Linked DNA regions of Homo sapiens: all the other regions are linked to region 1. A link is a contact called in ENCODE Hi-C or POLR2A ChIA-PET data. All regions are on one chromosome and are shown on one strand. Each heading gives the region's core, a stretch centred on a gene start or an enhancer-like site at or near the end of the contact. The rest is flanking DNA. Distances are from core to core; before and after follow the strand shown. Region 1 holds the start of DDX17 (DEAD-box helicase 17). Region 2 holds the start of ANKRD54 (ankyrin repeat domain 54). Region 3 holds the start of C22orf23 (chromosome 22 open reading frame 23).

Region 1 (2,688 bases), core at 53-2,552:
AGTTTGAGACGACAGGAAGCAGGTAAGGAGAGGGAAGCCAGTCTGGAAGGAATTGAGCGGAGAACGTGGACTAGCCTGGTTAAACACTTGTCCTTAGCCTTCGCCCTTTCTGTGTCTAAAGACCATCGCTCTGAAACCTTGTTCTCCTGAGAGTGCTGGGGTCTTCTCCGGGCCTTCTGAGGAGCGCCGTTCAACGGCAGCAAAGGGCCCACGGAGTCCACTGGGGCTCCAAGCAATTTTTTTTTTGAGACGGATTCTTGCCCCGTCGTCCAGGATGGAGTGCAGTGGCACGTTCTCGGCTCACTGCGACCTCCGACTCCCGGGTTCAAGCGATTCTCCTGCCTCAGCCTCCCAAGTAGCTGGGACTACAGGCACCCGCCACCATGTCCTGCTAATTTTTGTATTTTTCGTAGAGACGGGGTTTTGCCATTTTGGCCAGGCTGGTCTCGAACTCCGGGACTCAGGTGATCCTCCCGCCTCGGCCTCCCAAAGTGTTAGTATTACAAGCGTGAGCCACCATGCCTGGCCTCCAAGCACATTTTGTTTCTGTATTAGCAACAGCTGTGCTCGGCCAGGGACGGTAAAAATATACGGTTCAGAAAATGCACCTCAGTGTGAACCAAATGTAGCTGAGGGCACTTTAACCTGGAAGGGACATCGCCACCTCACAAACTCCGGAAAGAAAGGGACACGGCTCTTCCATCATGGCTGCCGGAGACAGAGCAGCGAAAGGCAACGGAAAGGAAATGGCGCCGGGGCCCGCCGCCATTCTCAGCGGGCCCAGGGCGGTGGGGCGAGAGGGCTGGCGGCGCCATATAGGAAGGCCAGCCACGGAATTTAAGACCCTCCCGGCCTCTGGCGCCAGAGGACTCTGAAACTTGATAACAATATGGAGGACGGTTATTGTCTCTGCAAAGCAACTTCTTCAAGCCGGCCGCGGGGTCTGTACCGAGATCGGAATCAGGCAAAATCCTCTATTCTCTAAACAGAATGCGTTACGCATACTGCGCATCTTAGCAACAGCAGGCCGGCTAACGACGCAAAGAATGTTACGTCGCACCAGAGGCGCTTCCTCCCACCTCATCCCACGTTCTAGTTCGGGTGGCGCGAGAACTCTACGCTCGCTCCGTACTTTGTTTTTCTTGTACAGACCGCAAAATACACCCATCGTCGCAACTGACGTAAAGTGCTTCCAAGAATACCCGTAGTTCCCCGCGGAGCCCTCGGGCTATTCCGAGGCGCTGTTTACGTATCGTCTCCGCCGTACGCAGCGTTAAGTTGGAGCCGACTCAGCGGCGGCCGCCATTTTGTGCAGTCGCTGGGAAGGAAGGAGACGCCTAAACCGCGGCACTGCCCGGTTTGAGCGTAGCCAAACCTGCCCACCGGCTTTGTAGCCCCGATTCTCTGTGTTTTGCTCCCGTCTCCGACGAGAGAGGCGGCGACGGTGGCGTCTGCGACGGGAGACAGCGCGTCGGAGCGAGAGAGCGCTGCGCCTGCCGCCGCCCCAACAGCGGAGGCGCCGCCGCCATCGGTCGTCACCAGACCGGAGCCGCAGGCCCTCCCGAGCCCGGCCATCCGTGCCCCGCTCCCAGATCTCTATCCTTTTGGGACCATGCGCGGAGGAGGCTTTGGGGACCGGGACCGGGATCGTGACCGTGGAGGGTAAGGGTGGGGGAGGAGAGGAGAGGCCTGGCGTGGGGGTGGGGGAGTTGCTTCTTGGGGAGGCCCGGCGGACTGCGAGCCTGGGAGCCTTGCTCTCGACCCGGGAGGCGAGGGGAGGCGACTCGAGGCGAGACAGCGGTTTCGTGCGCGGACCTCGGCCCCGGGGTCACTCGGGACCCGAGGAGGGCGGCCGCTTGGCGACGCTGGGCCTCTCCGTGCGGACGGCCGTCGTGGCGCGGCCCGGCCCCATCCCAGCCCCGCGGGGGATCGGGAGGGGCGGCCTGGCCGCATCAGCCCAGGCCCGGGCTTTGGCGCCTCGCCTGGTTTCCCGGCTCTCGAGCCGGGCCGCTTCGGGCGGGCTGTTCGATGTCTCCAGGCCTCGGCGTTCATCTGAAAAACGCGGATCTTCCTGAGAGAACACTTCAGCCCAGGAAAGCCTTACACGAAATGGCACCCTTGACGTTCTCTCCCCAGAGTTCACTGTTTAAGGCACGGGAGACGAAAAGACCAACTTCTCATTTTTAGAAATAGATTTTAATTCTCTTCAGTTATATTTTAAGTCGGAGGAAATGCATTGGGATGTAAAGCAGTGGAGTTGCTTGCCATCTAAATGACCGTGTTTGGGGGAAGGATGGGTTTTTGGGTCGTTACTTTAGTTTTAATCTTAATATTTCAGCCTTTTTTCTCTAATTGGACTGCAGCGTCAACTATTCTGCCTCGCTAGAAAGTTCTTGGTATTGTGGACCGGGCGTGGTGCCTCAGGCCTGTAATCCCAGCGATTTGGGAGGCCGAGGCGGGCGGATCACCGGAGGTCAGGAGTTCGAGACCAGCCTGATCAACATGGAGAAATCCCGTTTCTACTAAAAATAACAAAATTAGCCTGGCTTGGTGGCGCATGCCTGTAATCCCAGCTACTCGGGAGGCCAAGGCAGGAGAATCGCTTGAACCCGGGGGGAGGAGGTTGCAGTGAGCCGAGATCGCGCCATTGCACTCCAGCCCGTGGCAAGAGCGAAACTCCGTCTCCCC
Region 2 (2,688 bases), core at 52-2,551, 660 kb after region 1:
CCTCCCAAAGTGCTGGGATTACAGGCGTGACCCACCGTGCGGAAAGATTACATTTTAACTGGGTTGAGTGGGAGGGTTTATATATGGAAAGAACTTTTGCCAGGACACAAGACCTGGTCCGGTGAGAGCTGGGCAACTGTGAATGAGTCTCTTCCCTCTGCTTTTCAACTCCTCACCTATAAAATAGGGATGGTCCTTCTTGTCTACTTTATAGAAGTGCTTGTGGGGTACGGGATTGTGAGAAGTTTTATGAAAACGTGCACCCATGAAATGTTGCTTGAGGAACACTTATTTGTTTCCTGGTCTTCTCCCATTGGATTGTGAGCATCTCAGGGGCACCAAGTCTGATCCTGTGTCCAGGACCTAGCAGTTACCTGGCTCAGTGACTGGCTGTCGAACTAAACTATTGCTCTAATGTAATCACTTTGTATTACAAATCTTTGTAGATCAGTCATCTACGTCGGGGTTACCTAGAGAACTCTGACTAAAGGAAATCCATTGCATTTAGACACTATTACTCACAGTTTGTAGTGGTATCTCCAAATTTCAACACATTTTCCCTTTCCCACGTACATTATGCATTTGTGGGAAGTTCTTTTTTTTTTTTTTTTTTGCGTTCATTGATTTACAACATCTATATCTACATGGATGGCGTGGCTTCTTCATTTTCCTTTGTGAGTGCCTGCAAATCATCTTAATCTGATTTGCTAAGGTATCTGCTTGTTTTCTCATTAGACTGGGAAATGGAGAGGAAAAAGAAAAAAAAAGGCCGGGCGCGGTGGCTCACGCCTGTAATCCCAGCACTTTGGGAGGCCGAGGCCGGCACATCTCGAGATCAAGAGATCGAGACCATCCTGGCCAACATGGTGAAACCCCGTCTCTACTAAAAATACAAAAATTAGCTGGGCGTGGTGGCGCGCGCCTGTAGTCCCAGCTACTCGGGAGGCTGAGGCAGGAGAATTGCTTCAAGGAGGCGGAGGTTGCAGTGAGCCGAGATCGCGAGCCTGGCGGCAGAGCGAGACTCCGTCGCAAAAAAAAAGCGTCTGAAATGCTGTTTTACTGGCTCCGGTAGCGACGTACAGCGAAAGCCAAGGTCACTTCAAGTTTGTAATTGGTTACAATGTCTGTCAGTCACGTTGCCGGAAACCCTGTCCAATTATCCTGCTTGTACTGTGCCCTCCCTTTCCGATTGGTTTTGGGACCGGTTTAAGCTGGAAGGGTAGTCATTGGTTCGCCGCTCTGTCTCGGCCTGAGCCCGCCCCCGCTCGGTTGCCGTGGTTGCGGGCCCTGCCCGCCCGCCAGCTCGCTGACAGCACGACTCAGGGCGGAGGGAAGTAGGTCCGTTGGTCGGTCGGGAACGAGGCTCAGGCGGCCAGGCCCGCGCGGAGCCGTTGCCATGGCAGCCGCCGCCGGGGACGCGGACGACGAGCCGCGCTCAGGCCACTCGAGCTCGGAGGGCGAGTGCGCGGTGGCGCCGGAGCCGCTGACTGACGCTGAGGGCCTCTTCTCCTTCGCTGACTTCGGGTCTGCGCTGGGCGGCGGCGGCGCGGGCCTCTCGGGCCGGGCGTCCGGCGGGGCCCAGTCGCCGCTGCGCTACTTGCACGTCCTGTGGCAGCAGGATGCGGAGCCGCGCGACGAGCTGCGCTGCAAGATACCCGCTGGCCGGCTGAGGCGCGCTGCCAGGCCCCACCGGCGGCTCGGGCCCACGGGCAAGGAGGTGCACGGTGAGCGGCGCGAGCGGCGCGGGGGCCCGGGGCGGGGCAGCCCGGGCGAGGGGCGGGGCCTCAGAGGACCAGTGGCCGCGCTTTGGTCGCCCCCGACCCTCAGCCGGGGTCCCCCGACGTCTGCGCTGAGGGCCACACTGACCCTTGAGTCTCCTTTCAGTAACGATGGTGATGATGGTTTTTTTAGAAAGTCTTCCTGCTCTGAGCCAGTCACCCCAGTCTTCTCTCACTGGGTAATTTCTGAATGGAAACTTCCCATGACTCGGAACGCTTATTGGTGAATAATAAAATGAGGTACTGGGGAACACTTTTATTATCATGGAGAGGGGAGGCCAGAGCCTGCAGCCAAGTCGTACCAGCTTGTTTAAATGCACGGACTTGGACTCCTTTACCACAGTTAGACCTTAGGGCAAATGATAGACCCTTTCAACCTTAGTTTTCTTTTTAAATTTTTTTATTTTTATTTATTTATTATTATTATCTTTTTGGAGACGGAGTCTCGCTCTGTTGCCCAGGCTGGAGTGCAGTGGCGCCATCTTGGTTCACTGCAACCTCCGCCCCCCGGGTTCAAGCGATTCTCCTGCCTCAGCCTCCCGAGTAGCTGGGGTTACAGGCGCCCACTACCAAGCCCGGCTAATTATTGTAATTTTAGTAAAGATGGGGTTTCACCATGTTTGCCAGGCTGGTCTCGAACTTCTGATCTCAGGTGATCCACCCACCTCGGCCTCCCAAAGTACTGGCATAACAGGCATGAGCCACTGGCCCGGCCTCAGCCCTAGTTTTCTCATCTGTAAAATGGGATGAGTTAAGTAAGGTAATGGATGTTTAGCTGTTATGCTGCCTTTGCTGTGCCCCAAACACTGCTGATACATGATCATCTGTCCTCACAAGAACTCTTTGAGACATAGAAATTGTTCCCACTTTACTGAAGAGGAAACTGAGGCTCAGAGAAATTGTCTTATTC
Region 3 (2,688 bases), core at 130-2,629, 550 kb after region 1:
TAGCCTGATCTATCAGCTGGCACATTAGGCCACTTGCTCTCCTCACTTGACTCCAAGGACACCTCACCCTCTTGGTGTTCCCCCACCTCCCCGGCTTCTCTTTTCCCCCAAGCACTCAATGTCCAAATGCCCTAATGCTCAGCCACGGGTCATCTCCTCTTCTCTACTGACACTCACTGGGAATGGGGTAGCAATCCCACACGTTTCTTATTTTTATCTTCAGACTAGCTCTCTTTGCACCCACATATCCCACAGGTAATTTTTGGGCTCTATCTTTAAAATAGTAATATATCCAGAATTCAAAACCAGTTCTCACCACCTCTACTCCTACCACCCTACTATAAGCTACTGACTTCTCTCATCTAGATTACTACAAGCAGGCCGGGCACGGTGGCTCACGCCTGTGATCCCAGCACTTTGGGAGGCCGAGGCGGGTGGATCACAAGCTCAGGAGTTCGAGGCCAGTCTGGCCAACATGGTGAAACCCGTCTCTACTAAAACTACAAGCAATTAGCAAGGCGTGGTGGTGCACGCCCATAATCCCAGCTAGTCGGGAGGCTGAGGCAGGAGAATCCCTTGAACCCCGGAGGTGGAGGCTGCAGTGAGCCGAGATCGCGCCACTGCACTCCAGCCTGGGCGACAGAGCAAGACTCTGTTTCAAAAAAAAAAAAAAATTACTGCAAAGGACCGTCCCAGACTTTTATTTAATGCCACCCGGTGGAGCTGCCCCAGACCCTCCTCTGGAGTACTCCTATACTACATACGTCTAGAACTGGGGAAGCTCACGCGACCACCGTTACCTGCTTGCTTGCTTACTTATGGGCCTGTGACCCCTTTTCTAGAAAGTGAGCACGTGGAGAGGCAGGGACGATTGTTCATTCACCTCAATATTCCCACTGCATGATACAGAGCCCGGCTCGCTGGAACATTTGCTGAAGGACACCTTTTCTACGGATCCCCTCTGGACCCTCGAGCCTGGGCCCTCCTGTGCCTCCAGCCGGGGCTGTGCTCCTGGGTCGCCCGCCCTTCCCTTCCTCGGCTCCGCCGGCCCCCTCAGGACCCCAGTCCCCTCAGACATTGCCCCTAGACGCCAGGCTCCTCAGCCGACCCAAGCCTTGCCTCATCCGCCCCTTCCAAGGTTGCCGCAAAGGCCACTCCGCTCCCGCACTCACTTGTCCTCGTTGTCTGACATGACACCCTCGCCTCAGCGACCCCGCTGCGCCCCGGTCCCGCGCGGAGACCCGCAAACAGCGACACTACGACTCGCGCGGCTCCTAGCTTATCTTGCGCCTGCGCCGTAACCCAGAGGAAATCACTTCCGGGAGGCAGGACAGAGCGGGGAAAGTGCGCATGCGCTGACTGGTGTGTGCGCGTTTCTATAGTAGCGAGAGGCGCTAGCTGCCAGCTCCAGCAGCCCAGATCGCGCAGTATTTCTGCGTGGCACCGGTGCGGATGCGGCTGTAAAGCAGTGGTCACCGCCTCCGGGAGCCCACTTCTATGTGGAGAGGGGAGCACCCAGAGAGGGTCTTAGGGTGAAATTTCAATTTTGGCATATCACTCAGTGGGTACTGTTGTGACCATGGCTGTGTTAACACTCCCTCCCGAGGAGACTTCCCTGCCACAGGCGCTGGGTCAGAATGAGGACTGTGTGTGTGTATCTGTGTGTCTGGATGGGAGGTTTGGGCACTGTCGCAATATTAACTGGCGGCATCATTCTCTGGCTCGATCCCCGCTTCCAGACTTCTGGGGGTGTTGGGCGTCGGGGAACAGAGATTAGGGACAGGAGACAGGGGGTGTGTCATTGCGTCTTTCCCTCCTCAGAGTCCTCCCATGGCTTCACAGAAGCAGATGGAGGTAGTGACCAAAGGAACTGGGTTCCGGCGCCGCCCCAAGACCATCACTTACACCCCGGGGACCTGCGAGCTGCTCAGAGGTCAGTCCGTTAAAGCAGCGATCCCAGCCTTTTTGGCACCAGGGACCGGTTTCGTGGAAGACAATTTTTCCACTGACGGAGGTGTGGGGAATGGTTTCGGGATGAAACTGTTCCACCTCAGATCATCAGGTATTAGTTAGATTCTCATAAGGAGCGTGCAACCTAGATCCCTCGCGTGCGCAGTTCACAATAGGGTTCGCGCTCCTATGAGAATCTAAGGCCGTCACTGACCTGAAAGGAGGCGGTGAGGCTCGCTAGCCTGCCGCTCACCTCCTGCTGTGCGGCCCGGTTCCTAACAGGCCAGGGACTGGTACCAGTCCACGGACGGAGGGTTGGGGACCCCTGAGTTAAAGGATGAGAGAAGAATGGTGGTAGTTACCCTCTGTAACTCAGTTCCCCCGTACCTGACCTGTGGCTTAGCACTATTTTCCTTTACAGATAAGGAGCCTGGGGTTCAGAAAGCTTCAAAATTCTACTGCATATGCCTTATTCGGGGGCGGGGCGGGGCGGGGGGGAGGGGAAGGTTCAAGGTGCTACACCTTGCCAAAAGTCAAAGAACTAAAATTTTTAGAGTAGTTAACTCCTATGCATCCTTTAGATCACACTTTCAACTTTCCCGAGGAAGACTTCTGCTCCTCACCACCACAGTAGGATCAACTGTTATGTGCCCTCACACATTTTCCTTCACTGGGCTTAGCACAAGCTGTAGTCAGTTATTTGGTGTCCCATCTATCCCTCCAGATCATGAATTTCAT

What was found. Hi-C counts contacts between places; a loop is a spot of excess contacts on that map. ChIA-PET counts read pairs that join two places held with the same protein, here RNA polymerase II (POLR2A). Pooled maps may share reads with other maps.
Region 2: a loop to region 1 is called in a pooled map, with 19 times the contacts of the local background. The contact joins the promoter of ANKRD54 here to the promoter of DDX17 in region 1. A Hi-C loop is called at or near these places in 9 of 37 single-sample maps with no recorded cell type and 16 of 50 pooled maps.
Region 3: a loop to region 1 is called in a pooled map, with 6 times the contacts of the local background. The contact joins the promoter of C22orf23 here to the promoter of DDX17 in region 1. A Hi-C loop is called at or near these places in 8 of 50 pooled maps. POLR2A ChIA-PET finds 5 or more read pairs at or near these places in 4 of 52 experiments (activated CD4-positive, alpha-beta T cell, activated T-cell, endothelial cell of umbilical vein and 1 more).

What each region holds. Positions count from the first base shown.
Region 1 is chr22:38,504,925-38,507,612 of GRCh38, reverse strand. DDX17 (DEAD-box helicase 17) reads left to right here and starts at 1,302. Exons shown (of 13, transcript NM_006386.5): 1 at 1,302-1,662. The coding sequence starts at 1,376. RefSeq lists enhancers at 467-876, 454-1,345, 1,277-1,466, 1,346-2,237 and silencers at 1,557-1,826, 1,857-2,026.
Region 2 is chr22:37,842,947-37,845,634 of GRCh38, reverse strand. It overlaps ANKRD54 (ankyrin repeat domain 54), which reads left to right and starts at 1,301. Exons shown (of 8, transcript NM_138797.4): 1 at 1,301-1,724. The coding sequence starts at 1,397. It overlaps MIR658 (microRNA 658), which reads left to right and starts at 1,264; the gene lies at 1,264-1,363. RefSeq lists a silencer at 1,131-1,830.
Region 3 is chr22:37,952,292-37,954,979 of GRCh38, reverse strand. It overlaps C22orf23 (chromosome 22 open reading frame 23), which reads left to right and starts at 1,379. Exons shown (of 7, transcript NM_032561.5): 1 at 1,379-1,532; 2 at 1,822-1,933. The coding sequence starts at 1,831. It overlaps POLR2F (RNA polymerase II, I and III subunit F), which reads right to left and starts at 1,281. Exons shown (of 5, transcript NM_021974.5): 1 at 1,173-1,281. The coding sequence starts at 1,192. RefSeq lists a silencer at 1,046-1,115.